Linked DNA regions of Homo sapiens: region 1 is linked to region 2. A link is a contact called in ENCODE Hi-C or POLR2A ChIA-PET data. All regions are on one chromosome and are shown on one strand. Each heading gives the region's core, a stretch centred on a gene start or an enhancer-like site at or near the end of the contact. The rest is flanking DNA. Distances are from core to core; before and after follow the strand shown. Region 1 holds the start of KBTBD13 (kelch repeat and BTB domain containing 13). Region 2 has its middle 17 kb from the start of ANKDD1A.

Evidence for each region. A loop is a pair of places that touch in the nucleus more often than their neighbours do. ChIA-PET counts read pairs that join two places held with the same protein, here RNA polymerase II (POLR2A). Pooled maps may share reads with other maps.
Region 1: a loop to region 2 is called in a pooled map, with 2.3 times the contacts of the local background. The contact joins the promoter of KBTBD13 here to the enhancer-like site in region 2. A Hi-C loop is called at or near these places in 1 of 50 pooled maps. POLR2A ChIA-PET finds 5 or more read pairs at or near these places in 3 of 52 experiments (A673, PC-3 and Panc1).

Annotation. Positions count from the first base shown.
Region 1 is chr15:65,073,293-65,077,995 of GRCh38, forward strand. KBTBD13 (kelch repeat and BTB domain containing 13) reads left to right here and starts at 3,454. Exons shown (of 1, transcript NM_001101362.3): 1 at 3,454-4,703. The coding sequence starts at 3,524. It also overlaps a transcript of RASL12 not described here.
Region 2 is chr15:64,892,144-64,897,564 of GRCh38, forward strand. No RefSeq gene overlaps it. Among named protein-coding and RNA genes, the nearest start is that of ANKDD1A, 17 kb to the right of the region's middle. RefSeq lists enhancers at 1,291-1,400, 1,551-1,860, 2,655-3,253 and silencers at 2,401-2,450, 2,491-2,540. Within about 2 kb of position 2,673, at least 37 of the 41 ENCODE cell types and tissues checked have a DNase peak (open chromatin) inside an H3K27ac peak, as active enhancers do.

The sequences.
Region 1 (4,703 bases), core at 2,204-4,703, 180 kb after region 2:
ACTTACACAACTTGCCATAATGTAGAATCCATGGGTGTCCTGAGCTTGTTCTCCTGCAACTAAACAGTCCCATCTGGAGGTGATGGGAGACAGTGACAGATCATCAGGCATTAGATTGTCATAAGGAGCAGGCAACCTAGATACCTCCCACATGCAGTTCACAATAGGGTTCGCCCTCCAATGAGAATCAAATGCTGCTGCCACTGATCTGACAGAAGGCAGCACTCAGGCAGTAATGAGGATGGGGAGCGGCTGTAAATATAGATGAAGCTTTGCTTGCTCACTGCTCACCTCTGGCTGCGCGGCCTGGTTCCTAAGGTCCATGGCCCCAGGGTTGGGGACCCCTGCTTTAGAATCAGGCTGGCTGCATTCCAGGCCTAGGTCTGCCACTCTCTGGCTATGTGACTAAACCTCTTGGTGCTTCAGTCTCTTCATATATGAAATAAGGCCATTAATAATTTCTAATTCATAGTGTTGCTATAAGCAATAAATGGATAATATCCATGGGGGGAGAAATAATAGTATCTACTCCTGGGATTGTTGTAAGGACTTAGTATAAAGTGCTTACAACAGTGCCTGACACATAATGCAATTAAAGTGTTAGCTATTATTATTTCAGGAAGCCCTTCTTCCCATCCACAAGCATATGATCCCCTAGGCAGCCCCAATTCCTTTTCCCAGGATCTGGAGCCTCGCAGCAAGTGTGGAATTCCCATCCCCATCCCAAGTCAGGGGCTTTATGGGATGCTCATCTGCAAAGCAGGGTTGCTACCTTTCCCATTTTTCAGGAAGAAAATTGAGACTCAAAAAGAGATTGGACTGGCTCAGAGTCAGAGTCAGAAGCCCAAGCCAAATTAAAACCCTGGTCCTGTACCCCAGCCTGGCCCAATGTACTTGCTCCATTTCTGCCTTGTTCTCCAACCTGCCTGTCCCACTCCTCTGAGCTGAAGGGGTGAGGTGGGTATTCATTCTGCCCCAGCTTCTTCCTAGCTGAATGACCCTGGACAAGTTACCTAAAGTCTTTCAGCCTCAACCGGGATATTTCGGATACTGTCCCATGACTGTGAAATAGGTGTTATTATTGGCCCCATTTTATTTTTTAATTAATTTTTTTTTTTTGAGACAGATCCTCACTCTGTTGCCTAGGCTGGAGTGCAATGGCACGAGCTCGGCTCACTGCAACTTCAGCCTCCCGAGTTCAAGCTGTTCTCGTGCCTCAGCCTCATAAAGTAGCTGGTATTACAGGCACGTGCCACCACGCCCGGCTAATTTTTTTGTATTTTTAATAGAGACGGGGTTTCCCCATGTCGGCCAGGCTGGTCTCAAACTCCTGACCTCAGGTGATCAACCATTCTCGGCCCCCAAAAGAGCTGGGATTACAGGAATGAGCCACCGTTCCTGGCCTACTGGTCCCATTTGGAACATGAGGAACGGTTAGGACATTCGCACGAGGGCACACAGCTGGAAAGATGCAGGTGAAATGGGTATCTCCCTAGCAGCCCTCAGTGCGCCCGCACGCTGCAGGTGCACGGTATATGGTCACTATTATTGAGAGGTGACAGCATGCTGGCAGTCCTCAGAGCCCTCGCTTGCTCTCGGCACCTCCTCTGCCTGGGCTCCCACTTTGGCGGCACTTGTGGAGCCCTTCAGCCCACCACTGCACTGTGGGAGCCCCTTTCTGGGCTGGCCAAGGCTGGAGCCCACTCCCTCAGCTTGCAGGGAGGTGTGGAGGGAGAGGCGCGAGCGGGAACCGGGGCTGCGTGTGGCGCTTGCGGGCCAGCTGGAGTTCCAGGTGGGCGTGGGCTTGGCGGGCCCCGCACTCGGAGCAGTCAGCCAGCCCTGCTGGCCCCGGGCAATGAGGGACTTTGCACCCGGGCCAGTGGCTGCGGAGGGTGTACTGGGTCCCCCAGCAATGCCAGCCCACCGGCGCTGTGCTTGATTTCTCACCGGGCCTTAGCTGCCTTCCCGCAGGGCAGGGCTCAGGACCTGCAGCCCGCCATGCCTGAGCCTCCCATCCACTCCATGGGCTCCTGTGCGGCCCGAGCCTCCCCGACGAGCACTACCCCCTGCTCCACGGTGCCCAGTCCCATCAACCACCCAAGGGCTGAGGAATGCGAGCGCATGGTGCAGGACTGGCAGGCAACTCCACCTGCAGCCCTGGTGCAGGATCCACTAGGTGAAGCCAGCTGGGCTCCTGAGTCTGGTGGGGACGTGGAGAGTCTTTATGTCTAGCTCAGGGATTGTGAATACACCAATCGGCACTCTGTATCTAGCTCAAGGTTTGTAAACACACTAATCAGCACCCTGTGTCTAGCTCAGGGTTTGTGAGTGCACCAATTGACACTCTGTATCTAGCTGCTCTGGTGGGGCCCTGGAGAACCTTTATGTCTAGCTCAGGGATTGTAAATACACCAATTGGCACTCTGTATCTAGCTCAAGGTTTGTAAACACACCAATCAGCACCCTGTGTCTAGCTCAGGGTTTGTGAGTGCACCAATCAACACTCTGTATCTAGCTGCTCTGGTGGGGCCTTGGAAAACCTTTATGTCTAGCTCAGGGATTGTAAATACACCAATCGGCACTCTGTATCTAGCTCAAGGTTTGTAAACACACCAATCAGCACCCTGAGTTTAGTTCAAGGTTTGTGAGTGCACCAGTCGACACTCTGTATCTAGCTGCTCTGGTGGGGCCTTGGAGAACCTGTATGTGGAAACTCTGTATCTAACTAATCTGATGGGGACGTGGAGAACTTTTGTATCTAGCTCAGGGATTGTAAACCCACCAATCAGCGCCCTGTCAAAACAGGCCACTTGGCTCTACCAATCAGCAGGATGTGAGTGGGGCCAGATAAGAGAATAAACGCAGGCTACCCGAGCCAGCAGTGGCAACCCGCTCATATCCCCTTCCACACTGTGGACGCTTTATTCTTTTCCTCTTTGCAATAAATCTTGCTGCTGCTCACTCTTTTGGGTCCACACTGCTTTTATGAGCTGTAACACTCACCGTGAAAGTCTGCAGCTTCACTCCTGAGGCCAGCGAGACCACAAGCCCACTGGGAGGAACGAACAACTCCAGACACGCTGCCTTAAGAGCTGTAACACTCACAGCGAAGGTCTGCAGCTTCACTCCTGAGCCAGCGAGACCATGAACCCACCAGAAGGAAGAAACTCCAAACACATCTGAACATCAGAAAGGACAGACTCCAGACACGCTACCTTAAGAGCTGTAACACTCACCTCGAGGGTCCGCGGCTTCATTCTTGAAGTCAGACCAAGAACCCACCAATTCTGGACCCATTATTACCATTTCTTCTAAGGATATGAGTGATCACACAGGTCTCCAGATGCCCTCCGGGCCTGCAGCCATACAGCCTGCGGGCCACCACATCACATGAGCCATACTATCTTTAGCCAGGGAGAGATATTTATAGCCCCCAGGGAAGTTTTTTGCTCCAGGGGAGCCCCAGAGTTGGTGGCTGGCTAACCCAAGGCCCCAGCGGCAGCCTCCGCCCGGCCAGCTCGCCATGGCACGGGGTCCACAGACCCTGGTGCAGGTGTGGGTGGGCGGCCAGCTCTTCCAAGCCGACCGCGCCCTGCTGGTGGAGCACTGTGGCTTCTTCCGAGGCCTCTTCCGCTCCGGCATGCGGGAGACCCGCGCAGCAGAGGTGCGCCTGGGCGTTCTGAGCGCGGGAGGTTTCCGCGCCACGCTGCAGGTGCTGCGCGGCGACCGGCCGGCGCTGGCGGCGGAGGACGAGCTGCTGCAGGCCGTGGAGTGCGCCGCCTTCCTCCAGGCGCCGGCGCTGGCTCGCTTTCTGGAGCACAACCTCACGTCGGACAACTGCGCATTGCTGTGCGACGCGGCCGCCGCCTTCGGCCTGCGCGACGTGTTCCACAGTGCCGCGCTCTTCATCTGCGACGGCGAGCGCGAGCTGGCGGCCGAACTGGCGCTGCCTGAGGCCCGCGCCTACGTGGCGGCCCTGCGGCCCAGCAGCTACGCGGCCGTGAGCACGCACACGCCCGCGCCCGGCTTCCTGGAGGACGCCTCGCGCACGCTGTGTTACCTGGACGAGGAAGAGGACGCGTGGCGCACGCTGGCTGCGCTGCCCCTGGAGGCCAGCACGTTGCTGGCCGGGGTGGCCACGCTGGGCAACAAGCTTTACATCGTGGGGGGCGTGCGCGGCGCCAGCAAGGAGGTGGTAGAGCTGGGCTTCTGCTACGACCCCGACGGCGGCACGTGGCACGAGTTCCCCAGCCCGCACCAGCCGCGCTATGACACAGCGCTGGCCGGCTTCGACGGCCGCCTCTACGCCATCGGCGGCGAATTCCAGAGGACGCCCATCAGCTCCGTGGAGCGCTACGACCCAGCCGCGGGCTGCTGGAGTTTCGTGGCCGACCTGCCGCAGCCGGCCGCCGGCGTGCCCTGCGCCCAGGCTTGTGGCCGTCTCTTCGTGTGCCTGTGGCGGCCGGCCGACACCACCGCCGTGGTGGAGTACGCAGTGCGGACCGACGCGTGGCTGCCAGTGGCCGAGCTGCGGCGTCCGCAGAGCTATGGCCACTGCATGGTGGCCCACCGCGACAGCCTCTATGTGGTGCGCAACGGACCTTCCGACGACTTCCTGCACTGCGCCATCGACTGTCTCAACCTGGCCACGGGCCAGTGGACGGCGCTGCCCGGCCAGTTCGTCAACAGCAAGGGAGCGCTCT
Region 2 (5,421 bases), core at 1,423-3,922:
CAGTGGGACATGAACTTGGAGTCTTGGATGTGCAGTCCTGATCTTGCTCCCAGCACTGCTCAGGGAAGACATTCTTCCTGCTCTGCCTTCCCACCTCTCCTCCCAGGCTCCTGTGATCCCCACAGGGAGAGCTAGAGCTTCTATAAAAACTGCTGTAATTGATTCTTAACAGGAAGTGAGGGCTTTTTCACTTTGAGTTGACAACCACAGCAGCTACACACACACACACACACACACACACACACACACACACAAACACACACACAAACACAGACATACAGTTAAGGTTTAAATATCTGTCCCCTCTGAAACTCATGTTGAAACTTATTCCCCAATGTGGCAGTAGTGAAAAGTGGGATCTTCAAGAGGTGATTGGGCCATGAGGACTCTGCCCTCATGAATAGATTAATTCATTCATGGATTAATGGATTAATGGGTTCATGGATTAATGGGTTATCACGGGAATTGGACTGTTGGCTTTATAATAAGAGGAAGAGAGATCTGAGCTAACATGCTCAACCCCATCACCATGTGATGCCCTTCAGGGCCTCAGGACTCCGCAGAGTCCCCACCACCAAGAAGGACCTCACAAGGTGCAGCCCTTCAACCTTGGACTTCTCATTCTCCAGCACTGCAAGAAAGAATTCCTTTTCTTTATAAATTACCCAGTTTCAGGTACTCTGTTACAAATAACAGAAAACCGACTAAGACACACACACCCCAAGTTTGTACACAACCATGTGCACACACACAGTCACTTGCCCATACTCCTACGCATTCAGGCACCCAGCTGGGAACACAGCGTGCCTTTCTTTCTAGTGCCACAAGATACCCATTTATAGGCTTCCAGCTTGTGCCCTCTGACCTGCCTTACATTTTGATAGTAGAGGGTGGATTTGAGGGGGAAGAGCAGAGACCACAAGACCAGGCAGGGTTTCCTCAGTGGCTGCACTGCAGGGATTCAATGGGCAGCAAAGGCCCCCACACCCCAGGCTGGGCCTCATGGCTGAGACTCATCAGTCTTGGGCCTGGAGGGGCTGCTCTCAGTCTAACAGGCCTGACTGACAGGGAAACCACCAATTTGTCATTGGGTTCCAATCCCGAGTAGCTGGGATTACAGGCGTGCGCCATGACGCCTGGCTAATTTGTTTTGTATTTTTAGTACAGATGGGGTTTCACCATATTCGCCAGGCTGGTCTCAAACTCCTGACCTCAGGTGATCTGCCCGCCTTGGTCTCCCAAAGTCCTGGGATTACAGCCGTTAGCCACCTCACCCGGCCAGACAAATGTTTGTTGCATGAATGTCTTGCCCCTCACATCTGTGTTCCGTCCAGCCTTCCTCGCCTCTCCTTTTTCTTGGTGCCCTGGCTGTGGCCACAGTACTTTCCTAGGAGGAGGCCTATGCAGGCGCGTAAGGAACTCGGTGAAGGAGTCAGGGCCCCCAACTCGGCTCTCGCGAGCTTGCTGTGTGACCTCAGGCCAGTCACCTCCCCTCTTCTGGCCTGGGTTTCCACACCTGCACAATGGGAACAGCAACCTCAGCTGCCTGCCGTCTCTGACGTGAGGGCCAAATAAGAAAAGGTGAGAAGCTGGTCGCAAAGCGGTAAAAAAAGCCTTCAGCGCCGAAGCCGGGGAGGAAGCCGCTGATGAAGCTATTGCTGAGAAGTGTGAAGCCCCCACCCGAGGATCCGCTTTTGAAGAGGGACCCGGGGAACGCGTAGGGGGAAACTGCCTTCCTCTTCCCTCAGTGGAAAGGGCTGTGCTCATGTCACTGTGAAACGAAGCTATTTTTATGTAGTACAACTGCGATTATGACAGGGCCTCTTCCTGAAGGGGAAGGGTGGGGAGGAGACCTGAGTCATCAGTGGGGCGGCCGGCCCCACAGGCTGACACAGGCAGCTTGTGGAAACCAGGCCCCCCGCCCTGCCTTCCGCAGGTAGAGGCCCCAGAGAGGGGAAGGGGCCGACCACCTGCTCCCGAGCCATTCTCGGGCTCGGCCAGCCATTGGGCTGGGAACCTGTCAATCCTGGTTGATCTTCCAATGAGCTGTGAACTGGTCTTCCGGGAGGACTTACAGGAGGCTGGAAACGGGGCCTGGCGCGCGCTTCCCTCTCAGTGCGAGGCTGACTGGTTGGACTCGCCGGGCTCTACTGTGGGCCCCACGCTATGTTTAGACGCCCGACGTGTCCCATTTTATTGAACTCGTCCTGCCCCCCAAGTAGGGACGATTTACCTCCATTTTCTAGATAAGGCACTGGGGGCTCCGCGAGGGGATGTGGCGGACTGGAGCCCAGCTGCACTCCTGACGGGACTGAATGCGGGGCTGAGGGAGGCAACAGGAAGAATGAGTATTTTCTTTACTGGAAGGGCAGGGAAAGGTTTCTCTCAGAAGGTGACATTTGAGCTGGGCCCTAAACAATGAGCAGGATTTAGCTGTCTTGAGGAGGGGGAGAGGGAAGGGCATGTGACCCGGAAAGGATGCAGCCTGGGCAAAGGCAGGGAGGTGTGCATGGCTTGTTTGGGGGTGTCGAGCAGGTCGGGGGGGCTGGGTGGGGAGTGGCCGCGGGGCGTAGGTAGGGGAGGGCCTGGCATGACAGGCTAAGGGGTGTAGGCTCCTTGGGGTTCCTTCAGCGCTGTGCAAGCCCTGAGCATCCTCCCAGAGGTGTGGCCCTGCAGAGAGAGGGGAGGGAGCCCACTGGGGGAGGCGAGCTGAAGGAGTGGCCTGTCAGGTGGGTTTCCTGCCCTGGAGCCTGAGCTCAGGCAGTGGCTGCCGTGCCCCGCCGCCGCCCTCTTCTGCCGCCTCCTCCACGCCAGCACTTTTGCATGCAGTACTCCCTTCAGTCGTCACAGCCACCTGCAAGGTGAATATTACCACCTTTATTTCATAGGGGAGGTAACAGGTTTAGAGAGGTTAGAGGAGCCGCCCCAGGTCACACAGCCCCTCTTGATATTCTTCAACAAAAGAATCCTCTCTGACCCCTGCTCTCAGTCAACGGAACAACCAACAACCTCCTTCCTTCAGAGAAATAGGGACCCTGAGGCTGCAACCCAACTGTAATCATCTGCCTCCAGGCACCCTCTGCACAGACTCAGCTGTTAAATATAGATGGCCGCTTAGAGATCCTTTTGTTCTCTTTACATATTACAGATGGGGAAACTGAGGCCTAGTGAGGAAGAGACTTGCTTGGGGCCCCACAAATGGACCTAGATTGGCGAGCCTCTTTTGAGCCAGAGTCTCACTGGGGTTCTAGCCCAGCTGGGAAGTTGAGCAAAGAGGGATAAGTGGGTTACAGCTCAAGGACTGGGGGTGCCTTGGGGCTTCTAGGAGATGAGAGCCGAAAGGCATTCAGCCCTTTAACCCCACTCCAGAGCTTCAGACTGTTCCTTCTCAAGACACTTTACTGCCATCTGTCTGAAAAGTGTGCTAATAAATATGCAAATTTTGGTGACTTGAGAGGACTGGTGTCCTCTTGAGTTGTACAGGGCACAATTTGCAGATTTGTGAGTGATCACCAAGCCCCGAAGATGCAGCGAGGTCTCTGGCAACTCCCTTTCTCAGTCCCTTCTCTATTCCTCTCTTCTTCTTTGTCCCTCTCAGACTGGGACTGGGGGTGGGGGCAGGGGGGGGATTTCCTACTAGGGTGGGAGGAAGAAGGGTGAAGGAAGTAGGGTAGGAGGAGGGGAAGTGTGGAGGACAACAGAGGGAAAGGGTAGAACTTATTTCTGCTGTCAGAAACCGAAACCAAAAGTCCTGGCAGGAGTTAATGTGAGAGGGAGGTCTGTAGCAAGAGGCTGAGGAGCAAAGCCTTCACATCTGAGGACAGCAGCCCTGTCAGAGACACCCTGGCTGCAACCTCGGTGTCACTTAGACCAGGGCTTGCCTCTCATGCTGACAAGAAGCATGCAAAGGCAGTCTGTTTTCTCTGGGGATACCAAAGGCCCCTCCAGACCTTACAGTGCCCAGCACTGGTGTTAGGATCACTGCTGGAAAGGGGAGGGGGCACTAACTCAAGTCACCATGTCATCTAATAGCCCAAGAGTGGGTGACCCTTTGTCTTGTCTGGTATTAGTCTGTGTGGACCTGCATACACCCATGAGGCTGAGGCTGGGGGCAGCCGGCATCTGTGTGTCTAGCATAATGGGGATCCTCTTTCCCCAAGTCAAGCTTAGGACGTGTGGTATAACATAGATTTTTGTGATCCACCTGGCTGTGAGAGGTCATTTAGGTGCCACAATAATGGATTCTTTGGGGCACTTCATACTCTATTATAACAATAGGAGAAAATGTTTGCAACTTGGACTTGTCTTTTAAAATTCAGATTGTGTGGCCACTATTTCTTGTGAACTTTGTGATTCAACGAGCCAATTGTGTACTGGGAACCCAGATGGTGCCCCTCCCTTGAGGCTTGCTGGGTCCTCTGTGTAGGGATAGACTCTGTTCCGGGCGCCGTGGCTCCCAGTTCCAGACTGGCAGCCCTTTGAGCGGCTGAAACTTTAATTCATCTTTGTATCTCCCATGATGATAGGAACCTCCTGTCTCCTCAGGGGTTCTCAGAGTGTGAGTTTCTGGCTTCTCCATTCATCCCTCTGAGGCTGACATATCTGTGCTGGCTTCACAGAGGCAGAGAAGAATGGGGAGCATGCAGGGGAGGTGGACTGATGGATCAGGGCACAGGGGAACCTGGCTCCACCATTTCCCAGCCCTGAGGCCTTGGACAAGTTACATTTCTGAGTCTCAGTTTCTTCATCTGTAAATGGGGATGATTTAAATAGTTGACTTTTACTGAGCATGTTCTCTGGGTCAGGCACTGCGTTAAGCATATTGCAGGCAGACTTATTCAGAAAGCATTTATGAGGGCCTCCAATGTGTAAGGAACACCACAGTGTCAGAAGGAGAGGCTTGAAGAAGATAGGTGACTGGCCAAGGTCACATGCAGGTGAAGGAGTGGCAGAACTTGTACCCCAGAGCCCACTCTTATAACGAGCCCTCTGTATTGGATGGCCCCAGCAGACCCGAGAGGACAGGCCAGTGGAGAGCTCAGCATGGAGTCAGGTGGGGGAGACTCCTCTGTTCTCAGTGGAGGCCAGGCCCAGCTGTCCTGGAAGGAGCTAGAAGCCTGAATTCAGGTTGTGGAGCAGTGAGAGTCCAGCCCCACACAGGATGCCATGGGAGGAGGCCCTTCAAACCGGGATTCTGAAAGAACACATCCAATAGAAGGGGCAAGGGCTGCTGAGGGCCCTGAGGAGGGGGCGTGGGCTACCCATGAGCAGGCCCTTCACTCGTGGCCTCAGCTGCCCCTGCAGAAGGCTGGAGCCTGAGAGGAAGCCAGCCAAGTGAGCGGTGGAGGAGGAAGCTGGTCACATTCAGTTCTGGCTGACTCACGGGATCTGGGCTGAAGGACATATGTCTGGGAGTGCCCC